2 separate regions of the Homo sapiens genome follow, and region 2 is linked to region 1. The links are chromatin contacts, found by Hi-C or POLR2A ChIA-PET in ENCODE. All regions are on one chromosome and are shown on one strand. Each heading gives the region's core, a stretch centred on a gene start or an enhancer-like site at or near the end of the contact. The rest is flanking DNA. Distances are from core to core; before and after follow the strand shown. Region 1 overlaps LOC105373430 (a long non-coding RNA gene). Region 2 overlaps LPIN1 (lipin 1).

Region 1 (5,767 bases), core at 358-2,857:
TTCTTTCTTTTTGAGACAGAGTCTTACTCTGTCACCCAGGCTGGAATGCAATGGCGCAATCTTGGCTCACTGCAACCTCCATCTCCCAGGTTCAAGCAATTCTCCTGCCTCAGCCTCCCGAGTAGCTGGGAATACAGGTACCCACCACCACGCCCAGCTAACTTTTTAGTAGAGACGAGGTTTCACTATGTTGGCCAGGCTGGTCTCAAACTCCTGACCTCAGGTGATCCACCTGCCTCGGCCTCCCAAAGTGCTAGGATTGCAGGCATGAGCTACCATACCTGGCTGGGTTCATTACTCCTACCGAGGTAGTAACTCCTTTCCTTGCCCAGTGATCTATTGGCACATGAACCCAAAATGACCGGGCAGCAACTGCAGCTTTACGTTTAGTGGGCTCTTTACTGTATTCCCTGATGGTATTAATAATTATTTCCCCTCCGGGCACCAAGAGCTTTAGATCCTCAGAGCCTAAAATTGCAGAGACAGACACAAATCCCCACGTGATTGCTCGGGGTGATGGGGAGCAGAGCCACTGCTGCTTCCATTTCGGGGTTCCTGGACCCACCCCTTCCATCTATTCTGCAGCAGGGCTCACTCCAGGGACTACACCTGCTCTGTCTTCTCACTCCCCTTTGCGCAGACTTTGAGAGCAGGGTTCATTTGTATTGCTCTGTGTACATACACTCACTCCCACTGCCCTGCATCAGTAAGGCCACTGATGGAGGAGAAAGGTGCTTTCACATGCCACATATGCCACACCTCTGAGTGGTATGGCTCATTTTCCTCAAGCAAAATATCAGGACCATGGTCCTAATACCTAACACCAGGATGATGGGTCAGGATGTTAAATTGGAGCCAACTCAGGATATCTACAAAAGCAAAATGGCTACTCAATTTGGGTAAAGAGCTGGCAAAGTTAAAAAATATCATAAGCAGTCTATATGTGGTCAGGAAGAAGGGGGACACCGAAGACCAGGATATATAAAGGCTCTGATCCTGGCGGAAATTCAACTTTGGAAATTAGGCTCATTTCTCTGCCAGGCCAGGCTCCCCTTATTTGGAAATCAGGGCAGCGAGATTGTCACCTGGGGTCACAGCAATGCACCAGGTCTCTGTCCCAAGGACCACAGTCTGTCCAGGCTCTGGGAGTGGAGGATGGGCTGGGCAGGGTGTGTGTATGGAATGTGCTAGACAATGGCCAGCTCCCTGGCCACAGCCAACCCTGAATATCCTGCCTTGGCCAGAAGGGTCCTGGAGAGGAAGCAGACACCGAACAATTGGGAAAGGTCTAAAAACCGCAGGAGTCGGCTGAATACAGCCAAGAGGCTGCCCAGTGATGCAATTCATGGGAGACAAAAAAAAAGAAAGAAAGAAAAGGAAAAAAAAAAAAAAAAGAAAGAAAAAAGAGCCCTCCAATCCTACCCAGGAGCATTCATCATTCAGCGTGACCTTCCAGGAATCTGCTGACAGACACAAAGTGTTTTGTGTAACTTTCTGCCTGGGACCTGGAATGACTGACGTGTCCCAGAGAAGGGGCGGAAGGGAGCTGGATGGTGGGGAGACTGGGGGAGGCGGGCAGCCTCGGTTCCCTGCAGGGGATTGTTGGGCACCATCTGCTGGTGGCAAGGGGAACGACACCCCACCTCTGACCCAACAAAGGAAAGCAATGTCTTGGGAAGCAAGTACTGAGGGAGGGCGTCGGGGAGAGGAACACAAACACACTTCTCACCTGCTGAGCCAGAGGCTTCCACAGGTACCTTCTGGTTAGGAAAGAGTTGCTATGCCCATCTTACAGATGGGAAACTGAGGTTCAGGGAGGTGATTAATTTCACCAAGGGTAAGAATGGACGAATTTGTTGCCATTGAATAACCATTCCTTGTTCTGAACTCATTCACAGAGGCTGGAATAGTTCCTGGAACATAAATGCTGGCTGAGTGAATGGCTGAATATGGCTTGAGAAGTAACTTGTGTTTTTGTACTATGCCTGTCTGAACCCAACAAAATAGGAAAAAGTCAATGCAAACCGAGAGTGGTGGCTGCGATTGCAGATGGCTCTCCGGAAACGCCCAGTGCATGACATCCTCCCCGCCTCCTGTTTCATCTGACAAGATTACAAACTACTTCAAAGCCTAGGGTAGGTTTTACTCCTTGTTGACCTCAACCTAGCATTTAGCTGTCCTGGAGGGGCCACAGAAGGAAGAAAGACGATGGAGCTGCATAGGCAGGCACCAGATTTCAAAGAGTCTCAAACCGGTGCAAGGTGACAGGTGACAGGCTACCACTGAAGTTCTGAAGAACCCTTTGCTATTGTGACAGCTTTTCGCCAGCCACCCAGTTGTTTCATGTCTCAGTGGAGGACCCTTATCTTCTCAAAGGTCTAGTGATATTCAGGTACATCAAGCCTTTTCATGCTGAATTCTACCAACATGTCCATCCATCCCGTCCTAATCCCACCCCCCGACACACACACACACACACACACACACACACACATCCTTCCCCCAAACACAGAAACATACCTACACACCAACACTCCTACACACAGGCAAAAACTTCACCAGTCATCAACTGTTACACAGTAAACATCAACATCTCTAAACGCTGAGATAGGTAACATCTTTGAATCCTTGCAATTAATTCCTCCATTATCCATTATTCCTCCATTCTCTCTGACTGGGATGAACATCGCCCTCGGGCAAACTCCCGTTCAACCGTCAAGGCCTATATCCAACATCACCCCACTCTTTGAAACCTTTCCCTACCCCATCACCATTTAGTGTTCCCTTCTCTGACTACCCGGGGAATATGTTTGGAGTTGACAATAACACTTAAAGCATTGTCTTCATGTGTGCATGCTGTTGATGTAAGTAGTAAGAGTTCATTGAATGAATAAATGAACAAATGAACACAGTTTCTTAAAATCCTCTAAGAAAAAGAAAAGGAATTGAGCCAGCTGGAAAGGGAACCTGGCCATCACCAGCCGCTGCAATTCTAGCTTTGGACCCAGGCAGCTCTCAGCCCCTTGGCCTGACCTGGCACCTTTCCACAGATGTGACTGACTGCCCTTCTCAATGTGGGAGGGAAAAGGGAGGCCCCTAACTAATGGAGGGAAATGCACAACTAGTCATCGAGAAAAATTACCTTCAAAAAACAGCAGCATGTCAGAAGCTTTGAGAGCTGAAAGTTTCAACATCCAGCAAATCTCCCCAGACACTTTTAGGCCAGCATTGAACACTCATTTCTTGTTCTCAGGCTCTGACCTGTCTTGGTATTTACCTAGAAAAGATGACTTCCAGACTGCCTGAGAGACATGCACCGTGACTATTGATTAAATGAATGATTTTTAGATGAGAGCATGAAAATAGCCAAAAACCAGTAGTCAATCCACTCATCCAAGATTTTCAGCCTTGTCCCGAGCCCCTAAGTTCTGGATTGGAATGATCCCTCCAGGAAGAAGAAGGACACCAACATTTACTGAGCATCTACTATGCCTCTGCCACTGTAGCTGCACAGCTCGGCTTCAGGGTAGATGTTATCCTTTCCTGACAGATTAGGAAAGAAGCTCAGAGAGGTGAAGTAATGTGCCCAAGGGTACTCAGCTTGTCTGTGGGGCAGCAGGGCTCACTCCGAGGGCATCGAGGCCAGTGCCCTGCCCACTCCACAGCCTCTCCCTGCACACTGAGGGGGCTAGAGACCAGGTAGGAGAGACTACTCACTTCCTTGGGTTATTTTTCTCTAAATTACCCCTTCTCGACTCCTCATCCCATGTGGGAATGATATCAACTCTGAAAAGGGTTTGAGAGAAACTTCTATCTACTGAGAGAGAAACAGCAGAAAGGACAGCAGAACTGGAACCCATTGTTATTCATTCAACAGGCACGTGTGCTGCAAGCCCACTGTGGGCCAGGTGTGGACCGGTGGAGAGTTGATGCAAGGCCTGCCTCCAGCGGGGCTCTGCCCATCCCATCCTTGGCACAGCATGGGAGAACCAACACAGCCCACTCCTTAACTGGGGAACATAATACTAACTAAGCTTGCAACTAGACATGCCACCAGATTTAAGTAGAGCTTGGCAAAGGCAGAAAAGCCAGAAGATCGTATCTTGCTGGCTGTGAAACTAAGTTTCAGGCTAGCAAACCCTTGCTCAGCCTTCCAGAACAGTATTACCATGAAGCGTTCAGAAACACTCATTGCAAAAGCCAAAAATCACCTTATTTGGGGAACATAGAGGCAAGGAAAAATGCTGAGTGTGGATCTTATAGAGAGAATAACTGGCACATCCAAACAGCAAGACCTTCCCTCTGGGAGAGCAGAATCCCCATCAGCAGCAGAGATATTTGCACCTTTATTTCCCATTTATTTATTCATTAACAAAAATGCATAGAGTGACTACCAGGTCCCAGGCCCTGTCCTAGGCACTGGAGCTGCAGCAGGGACAAAATGGACCAAATGTCTCAGCCACACATGGCTCACATGCCAGTGGGAGAAGACAGGTAAAACCAGGAAGTAAATCCTAAGCAACTCAGGAAGACAATAAGCCCCATGGGGAAGCTGTAGTACAGCAGGCAAAAGGGCCAAGAAGTGCAGGTGGCTCTGTGCAGCACTCAGAGAGTACACCCATGGGAGAGACATGCTTCTGGTCCCCTTTGAGGAGCTGCTGAATAGTACCTGAGTCAGAGCCATTTATAAAAGCAGTGGCAGATGCAAGATGCCCTCATGGAAATCTGCACAAGGGTTCAAGAGTCAGAGAAAGAGACCCCATATTCTTCCTGGATGGATAAAGGAAGGCTTCCTGGAGGAGGTGGCTTGTGAACCAATGTTGGCCAGCAGACCTGGGGCACTGGCTCATTTCAGCCCACAGTCAAAGGCATAAGTGCACATGAGCAGATGTCAGTCCCCGGCAGCATTGTCTAGCCTAGTGTGCTAGTTTGCTAGGGCTCCTGTAACAAATATCACAAGCTAGGTGGCCTAAAACAACAGAGATTTATTTACGTCCTCACAGTTCACATCCAACATCAAGGTGTTGGCAGGGTTGGTTCCTTCCAAGGCCTCTGATATGGTTGGGCTGTGTCCCCACCCAGATCTCATCTTGAATTGTAACTCCCACAATTCTCACGTGTCATGGAAGGAACCCAGTTCCATAGGGGCAGGTCTTTCCCATGCTGTTCTCATGATAGTGAATAAGTCTCATGAGATCTGATAGGTTTAAAAATGGGAGTTTTGCTGCACAAGCTCTCTCTGCCTGCTGCCATCCATGTAAGATGTGACTTGCTCCTCCTTGCCTTCCGCCATGATTCTGAAGCCACCCCAGCCAAGTGGAACTGTAAGTTCATTAAACACTTTTTTTTTTTTTTTTGAGATGGAGTCTCTGTCGCCCAGGCTGGAGTGCAGTGGTGTGATCTTGGCTCACTGCAGCTTCCACCTCCCAGGTTCAAGAGATTCTCCTGCATCAGCCTGTTGAGTAGCTGGGATTATAGGCATGCACCACCATGCATGGCTAATTTTTTTGCTGTTGTTGTATTTTTAGCAGAGATGGTGTTTCACCATGTCCTCCAGGCTGGTCTTGAACTGCTGACCTCAAGTGATCCACCTTCCTTGGCCTCCCAAAGTGCTGGGATTACAGGCACAATTACTGGGATCCACCACACCCAGCCTAAACCAATTTCTTCCCAGTCTTGGGTATATCTTTATCAGCAGCATAAAAACAGACTAATACAGCCTCTCTCCTTGGTGTGCCAATGGCTCAGACAGCCACCTTCTCCATGT
Region 2 (6,552 bases), core at 4,050-6,549, 88 kb after region 1:
GAAAAGATTGTGTTCATTTCATGTTTTTAGAAACATATTTGCTGAACCAGTTATGTACCTACATGTAAACCCACTGCATATCCAAGATAGGGAAACTGGGGCTCAGCGTGCATGTACCACAGCCAAGGAGAAAGAATGCAAATATTCAGAGGGCCTACAGGTGCCAGATACTTCACATACCTACATTAGCCCTTCTAACCTCACAACAATTCTGTCATTTTCTCACAGTTTTACAGATGAAGACACTGAGGTTCAGGGAAGTCTACTCATTTGCCCAAGGTCACCTTTTTAGCAAGCGGTGCAGTGAGGACTCAAACCCAGAATAACCTGCTGCCTCCCAGGCCCTCATTCTCTCCGCTACCCTCAGCTGCTTCTCTATTTATTTTGGAGATCTCCATAGGGTCAAATTCAGGGTCCCACCAACAATGAGGGCCCAGAAATACTTACTACTTGATGAATCAAAACCTTAAGGTTTTCTGACTTTGTTTATCTATTAGGCTGAAATCTTTCATTTCTGTTCTATTAGCCTTTCCCTCTCCCAGGGCTCTCCCAGATGTCTCTCTGTGTGAGGGACACAAGAACATGTGGATTCCAGCTCTTACAACTCAGCTTCTTTTTCAATGGGCCAAGAGTCCACAACTCTCTCCCTGTGGCTTTGCTCCACTCATCAATGACCTAGCAGACTCAAGAGCTGGAAGCTATTTTTGTTTACAGTTTCAAGACAGCAAGATTGTGTGTAAGTTGTATTTCTTTAATTTAATTTGCATTTAGCTGTGATAGAAAATGTAGATCCTGGCTGGGCACGGCAGCTCACGCTTATAATCCCAGCACTTTGGGAGGCAGAGGCAGGCGGGTCACTTGAGGTCAGCAGTTCAAGACCAGCCTGGCCAACACGGTGAAACCCCGTCTCTACTAAAAATACAAAAATTAGTGGGGCGTGGTGGCATGCGCCTGTAATCCCAGCTACTCGGGAGGCTGAAGCAGGAGAATCGCTTGAACCTGGGAGGCAGAGGTTGCAGTGAGCCAAGATAGAGCCATTGCCCTCCAGCCCGGGTGACAGAGTGAGACTCTGTCTCAAGAAAAAAAAAAAAAAGTAAATCCTAAGAGGAATCCCATAGGTTTAAAATCTACAAAAGCAATGAGACCTCTCTATAATGTTGGTAACGTGGAAGAAAGTAATTCCAACATTCAAGGCTAACCCTTAATATATTTTGGTTTACCTCTGGCTCCTGGTAGCTGTGTTTCTTGGCTATGCTATGATACTAATTCCATGTAATTTAAGCTGAGTTAGAAATCTTCGGTCCGTGGCAGAATTGAAGAGACTCTCACCTTAGCAGCCTGCGGCAGCTCTCCCCACAGCCAAAGCATTTCTGGGTTCTTCTGCCCTGTCCTTTCCGTGGACTTGCTGACCAATTCTGAATCACTTTTAGGTGTTGAAGGTCGGGAACCGGAAGGACTTAAGGAAAACACAAAGCGAAAATTAAGGTGGGAAAAGAAACTTTTGTAAATGTTTTGGGCCCAGCTCCATGGCTCAAATAGCCCAGAAAATGCACCCCCAGCTGTCGTTCGCTCTGAGCGGAGCCTCATGACAAATCCCTCCTCCGGCCACCAGGGGGCAGGGAAGCGCCTCCCATGGAAGGCGCTCCACGTGGGTCGCCCGCCCCACCCTGCCGCCTGGTGCACCGCGGGGGAGAGGAGAAAAAGAAGTGGCCCAGAATACAAAAGAAAGAGATGGAAAGAGAAAGGGAAAAATAGTCTGTTCTTACCTCAAAAAGACCACCCTTCCCCACCCCACTCTGCACTCGCATCTCCTGCAATCTGTTTCCAAATCAAGTTCCTCTGCTGTCAGAGGGCTGCAAAAGGGTCTTGGTTGGCTCGGGCAGGCACTCATTAGAGTCCATATTTTAAATATTTATCATCTGCACTGGCCTGGGAAACAGGGAAATTATATGATGTGCCAATTTTACCAAAGATGCTGGATGCCACAAATAAACTCGATAACGTTGGGCAGGAGCCTACAAGTTGAAATTTTCTAAGATCTTATGTCTTCCAGGAATACTTCACAAGGGACTCACCAACTGGTTAAGGCTCGCTCAGTAACCACCTCCATGTTTCCTGAATTTTTACTCTGAAGACCCAAACAAGGTCTTACTTCTGCCCAGCCAAAGTAACCATCCAAAAGTCATTAACTTATCCACAAGATCCTCACCATATTCTAAACAACTTAGAGAAATATTATTTACAGCAGCAATTCTTGTAATTATTTATTGCCGCATAATAACATGGTTAATTATTGCTTATTTTCCCACATCATTTCCTCTAGAGGAAGGCGGCAGGGTTTTTCAGACAAAGCAGGAAATAAAGCTTTCAGTTTCCCTTGCCGTCTTCTTTCCCAGACCTTATCTATTCTTCGGAAACTGATGCTTCTGGTCTCATTTACCTAGAGTTCAACTCCAATTGAATATAACTTTCCTGTCAATACAAGGTGAGTTCATGATGATACATAACTTGTATCCAACAAACAGGGACCTTGTGGGCTAAACTGATCCTGAATCTCTTTGATCAAGCTGCATAGAGCAGCCAGACCAAGTGCCATCTCTCTCATCTCACACCAAGGGGCAGAGGGTGGTCCCTGCTCCCTTGGTGCCCATGACTCCCAGCCCTTCTAATGACGTGCTGCCACGGGGCAGCCTGCACGCTCTCTTTCGCCTGCCTGGGGAGAGGAGGCTCCTGACATCACATTAGGAGAGCTTCTGCAATGGGACACCCTGCTCCCAACAGACACACATTTCTGCCCTTTAGGGAGCAGTCCTATAAGAAGGCACGTGGGCCCCCCCACGTCCATGTGGGAAAGGCTCCTGGCCTTTCAACCTCCTTGCTCTTCCAGTTCCACAACTGGACTTCTCCAAAGAGACAACGCTTTGGTGGCACTGAAGCGTCTACAGTCACGTGTTCGGTATCACTGCAATGGGAAAAGCGCAGGCTGTGGCCTCCAGCGAGGGGCCTCAGTACCTACAAGTGTGACCGCAATCCACTCTTTCTCCAGCATCATCATGGAATAAGTCCATCAAAACCAACTTCTCACCCTCAACGGTGCTGTTCCCAAACCTCAAAGTATCTAAAAAGCTCTTGCCATTCTGTTTCACCAGACAAAATAGAACATATTTGGCTATAAGTTCTTTGCAGCAATAAATTATCTCACTGTCACTAAATGAAATAAAGTCCTTTAGACAAAGCTTGCTCCGAACAGGGGTCGGCAAACATTTTCTGTAAAGAGCCCAGTGGCAGATATCTCGGGCTTTACGGGTTTTACGACGTCTGTCGCAACCACTCGCTGCTGTGGTGGTGTGAAAGCAGCCACAGCCAGTATGTAAACCAACTGCCTATGCCCGGGAAAGTCTGACAGAGGCAGATGGTGGACCAGATTTGACCCATGGGCCGTGCTTTACCAACCTCTGCTCTAGAAGAACGAAATGCGGAACACGGTTCTCCTGCAGCAATTCCCAACTCCAGAGTTCCTAACATTCTGGTCCCTTCATAAAAGCCACGAGCCACAAAACCCATAGAGGCACTCAGGCGTGCAACTCACGCATAAGGAGCCCAGCCCTACGAGAAAGTCTGCTGCAAGTCCCTCCCCAACAGCAAACAGGCCACCACCATAAATGCTGCCCGTTCAGGCCACAGCAACCCTTCTCCAAAGGTCTCGTGCACAAACACAGATGCGCTTTCTGCCGACCGTCACTGAGGGAATTCAGACAGACCAAAAAGGACGCAGGAATGGGGCCCACTGCCAAGTGGGATTTACCAGAAAGATGACTCCAAAGTGCTCCGTCATGAAATATTATTATTTTAAGATCAAGGGTTGTTCAAAAAAGTAAGCTTACAAGGTCAATGACTGATGTTCATAAACAAGGTATTTATTAGCCTTATCAAAGTTTTCAGTATTTTTGCCAGTCCCAATAAGGCTAGTTAGTTTTAACTATTAACAACTTTGTTTTCCTCATTTTAAACGGACTTTTCTTCTGCAAATGTAGCCTCTGAATGAAGTACATCCTGAGGTCTGGATCTTTAATCAAAAAGACAAAAGGTTTTCCACGTACAAATTAATCGTAGCTTCATTTGCTAAGGCTTACAAAGTAAACCATGTAAGTCCACAAAGTAGGTAGGTCAAAACTGAGGGAATGAAGGCAGAAATCTGAGATGACTACATCGAGTGAACACACCAACCTTTGATCCTCAGCCTGAGACCCAGCCCAGGCCATTCTCCAAGATTCTGTTCTAGAAATGCTGTGGAAAGTGTCTGACTCCATTATTCAGACAGCCCAATAAACTACTTAAATGTTTATAATAAATTAAAGTGGTATTCCAAAAATATCTTGTAAACTTATTTGTCAAACAACCCGAGACAGAAAACAGAAGATCATATTCCCAAGCTATATTTCATTATTCTCATTTTCAAAGCACTTCACAGAATTAGGTAAAATTATATGCTTAACCATAATTTCCAGAGAGTCAAATTTAGGAATTAAAAAAAAAAAAAAATCTGATCATCTACAAATGCTTATAACGAAAGGAAAAGAGTAATCTATATACATATTTTTCATAAGTAATTTGGTTAGTGAAATCGATTTGTAAAAGTTAAATCAAAATTTTCACTTCATATAATCTACAGGTATTTTCTTCATAAGTAATTTGGTTAATGGTAAAATAGACTTATAGTAAGAGTTAGATCAAATTTTTCATTATTGAATATATCCCAATGGGGAAAATAACTCCTCTACCTTTCCGAAGGATGGAACAGGGAAGACTGTGGAGGGCAAGAACTAGACAGACCTCCCTCGGCCGCAACTGCAAGATGAGGGGCAGTCCTTTTGCAATCTACCAGGCTACTGGATACCACCACGTGATACACATTAAAAGAAAGACAAAATCAGAGGTCAATTACATCAAGTGAGATTATATAAAGTATATGTAATATACTTTATATAAAGATTATATATAAGATTATATAAAGTATATATAATATACTTTAAAGACTATATATAAGATTATATAAAGTATATATAATATACTTTATATAAAGATTATATATAAGATTATATATAATTACAAAGTATATATACTTTATATAAAGATTATATATATTACGTAAAGTATTTGACTACTCTCAACAACGACATTTTTAAGAAAATAAAGAAACTCAGACATCTGATAATGGCAGAGCACCGGATATTGAAATTGCTAAGAAATCAGCATGAATTTTCTGAGACACAAAAGCAGGAAACTGCCAAATGACCTATTTCACTTTCTGTTTCACCCATGTGTAGAACTGATCATCTCTGGTCACACTTTCGTGCTTAATCAAACTACATAATCCAAAAATGTGCTCGTGTGTGCTGTCAATTGTCTCTTTACAGAAAATACCTAATTCCAAATGTGGAAATGTAGCTATTTATCCTAATTTGTCATTCCATTTGGTGATAGTCAGAGCTACATAACCTGACTCAGTCATTATGCTGCATTCATGAGGCAAAACATTACAGATGTTTTGAGCATTAAACACGCTCAGAGTTGTGTTTAAAGTGTTTCTTTTAAATCCTTAAAATTAACATACAGTGCTTGAACAGATTTTTTCATCTATTATTGGGTTCTAAATATTCTACATTATTTTCCTCCTAAACCACTATTTTTCCCTCCACTATTTTATCTCCACAGACCTAGAGAAAGAATGAGAATCTAGAAAGGTCTTATATCTGCACTGTCCAATATAATAAACCACCAGCTACAGGTGGCTCCTGAGCACTTGAAACGTGGCTTGTCCAAATTGGGATGTTCTGCGCATGTGAAATACATAATGGAGTTTATAAAGACTTGGTATGTAAACAGAAATGTGATGTATCTCATTAATAATTCTTTAAAATTGATTGCTTGTTGAAATGATATTTTGGAAATACTGTGGTCAAATGAAATATAGCTTTAAAATTAATTTCATCTTTTTTTTTTTTTTTTACTTTTTAAAAATAGGGCTACTGGAAATCTTAAAATTACATATGGAGCTAGTTATTACGTTTCTATTGAACAGGGCTAGGCTCTGACGCAGGAAGACCTCCATGCAGGGACTTTGTCACAGGCCTCAGCCTCAGCCTGCTGGACTAACCCGCGACATCAGTATTGGCTGGAAACCAGGCATGGGACATATCTATTTTCTCTCCAACCTCCATGTCAGCACACACTGGGGACTGCTGCTTGCTAATTCACAAGGTTACCCTGATCAAACTGGAACCAGGGGTGGCGTTTTGATAAGACCGGCTTCAGGTAGGAACCCAGAGTTTCTAAGGGCTGGCACCATGAACCAGAAGCGAATCTAAAGCATGAGGTATACGAATAACCCAAGGATGTCACTGGCATTTAGATCAGCGTTTCTCAGTCTCTTTTTCATTATCAACATGCCCCTGAGCATTCTGAGAAATTAATAGCCCAACTCCACCCACCATGAGATTTTAATGCTGTGGCCCCTTAGAGACCACAAACCATTATAACGTCTAAGATTTT

The links. Hi-C counts contacts between places; a loop is a spot of excess contacts on that map. ChIA-PET counts read pairs that join two places held with the same protein, here RNA polymerase II (POLR2A). Pooled maps may share reads with other maps.
Region 2: a loop to region 1 is called in a pooled map, with 2.5 times the contacts of the local background. The contact joins two enhancer-like sites. A Hi-C loop is called at or near these places in 1 of 168 maps with a recorded cell type or tissue (endothelial cell of hepatic sinusoid) and 2 of 50 pooled maps. POLR2A ChIA-PET finds 5 or more read pairs at or near these places in 3 of 52 experiments (BJ, CD4-positive, alpha-beta T cell and H1).

What each region holds. Positions count from the first base shown.
Region 1 is chr2:11,859,656-11,865,422 of GRCh38, reverse strand. All of the region lies in intron 4 of LOC105373430 (a long non-coding RNA gene), which reads right to left. Among named protein-coding and RNA genes, the nearest start is that of MIR4262, 26 kb to the right of the region's middle. RefSeq lists a silencer at 1,571-1,620 and enhancers at 1,891-1,940, 4,507-4,606. Within about 2 kb of position 1,607, at least 11 of the 41 ENCODE cell types and tissues checked have a DNase peak (open chromatin) inside an H3K27ac peak, as active enhancers do.
Region 2 is chr2:11,774,423-11,780,974 of GRCh38, reverse strand. LPIN1 (lipin 1) reads right to left here. Exons shown (of 21, transcript NM_001349206.2): 6 at 4,782-4,889; 7 at 1,330-1,456. Among named protein-coding and RNA genes, the nearest start is that of MIR548S, 10 kb to the right of the region's middle. RefSeq lists an enhancer at 848-2,047. Within about 2 kb of position 5,299, at least 7 of the 41 ENCODE cell types and tissues checked have a DNase peak (open chromatin) inside an H3K27ac peak, as active enhancers do.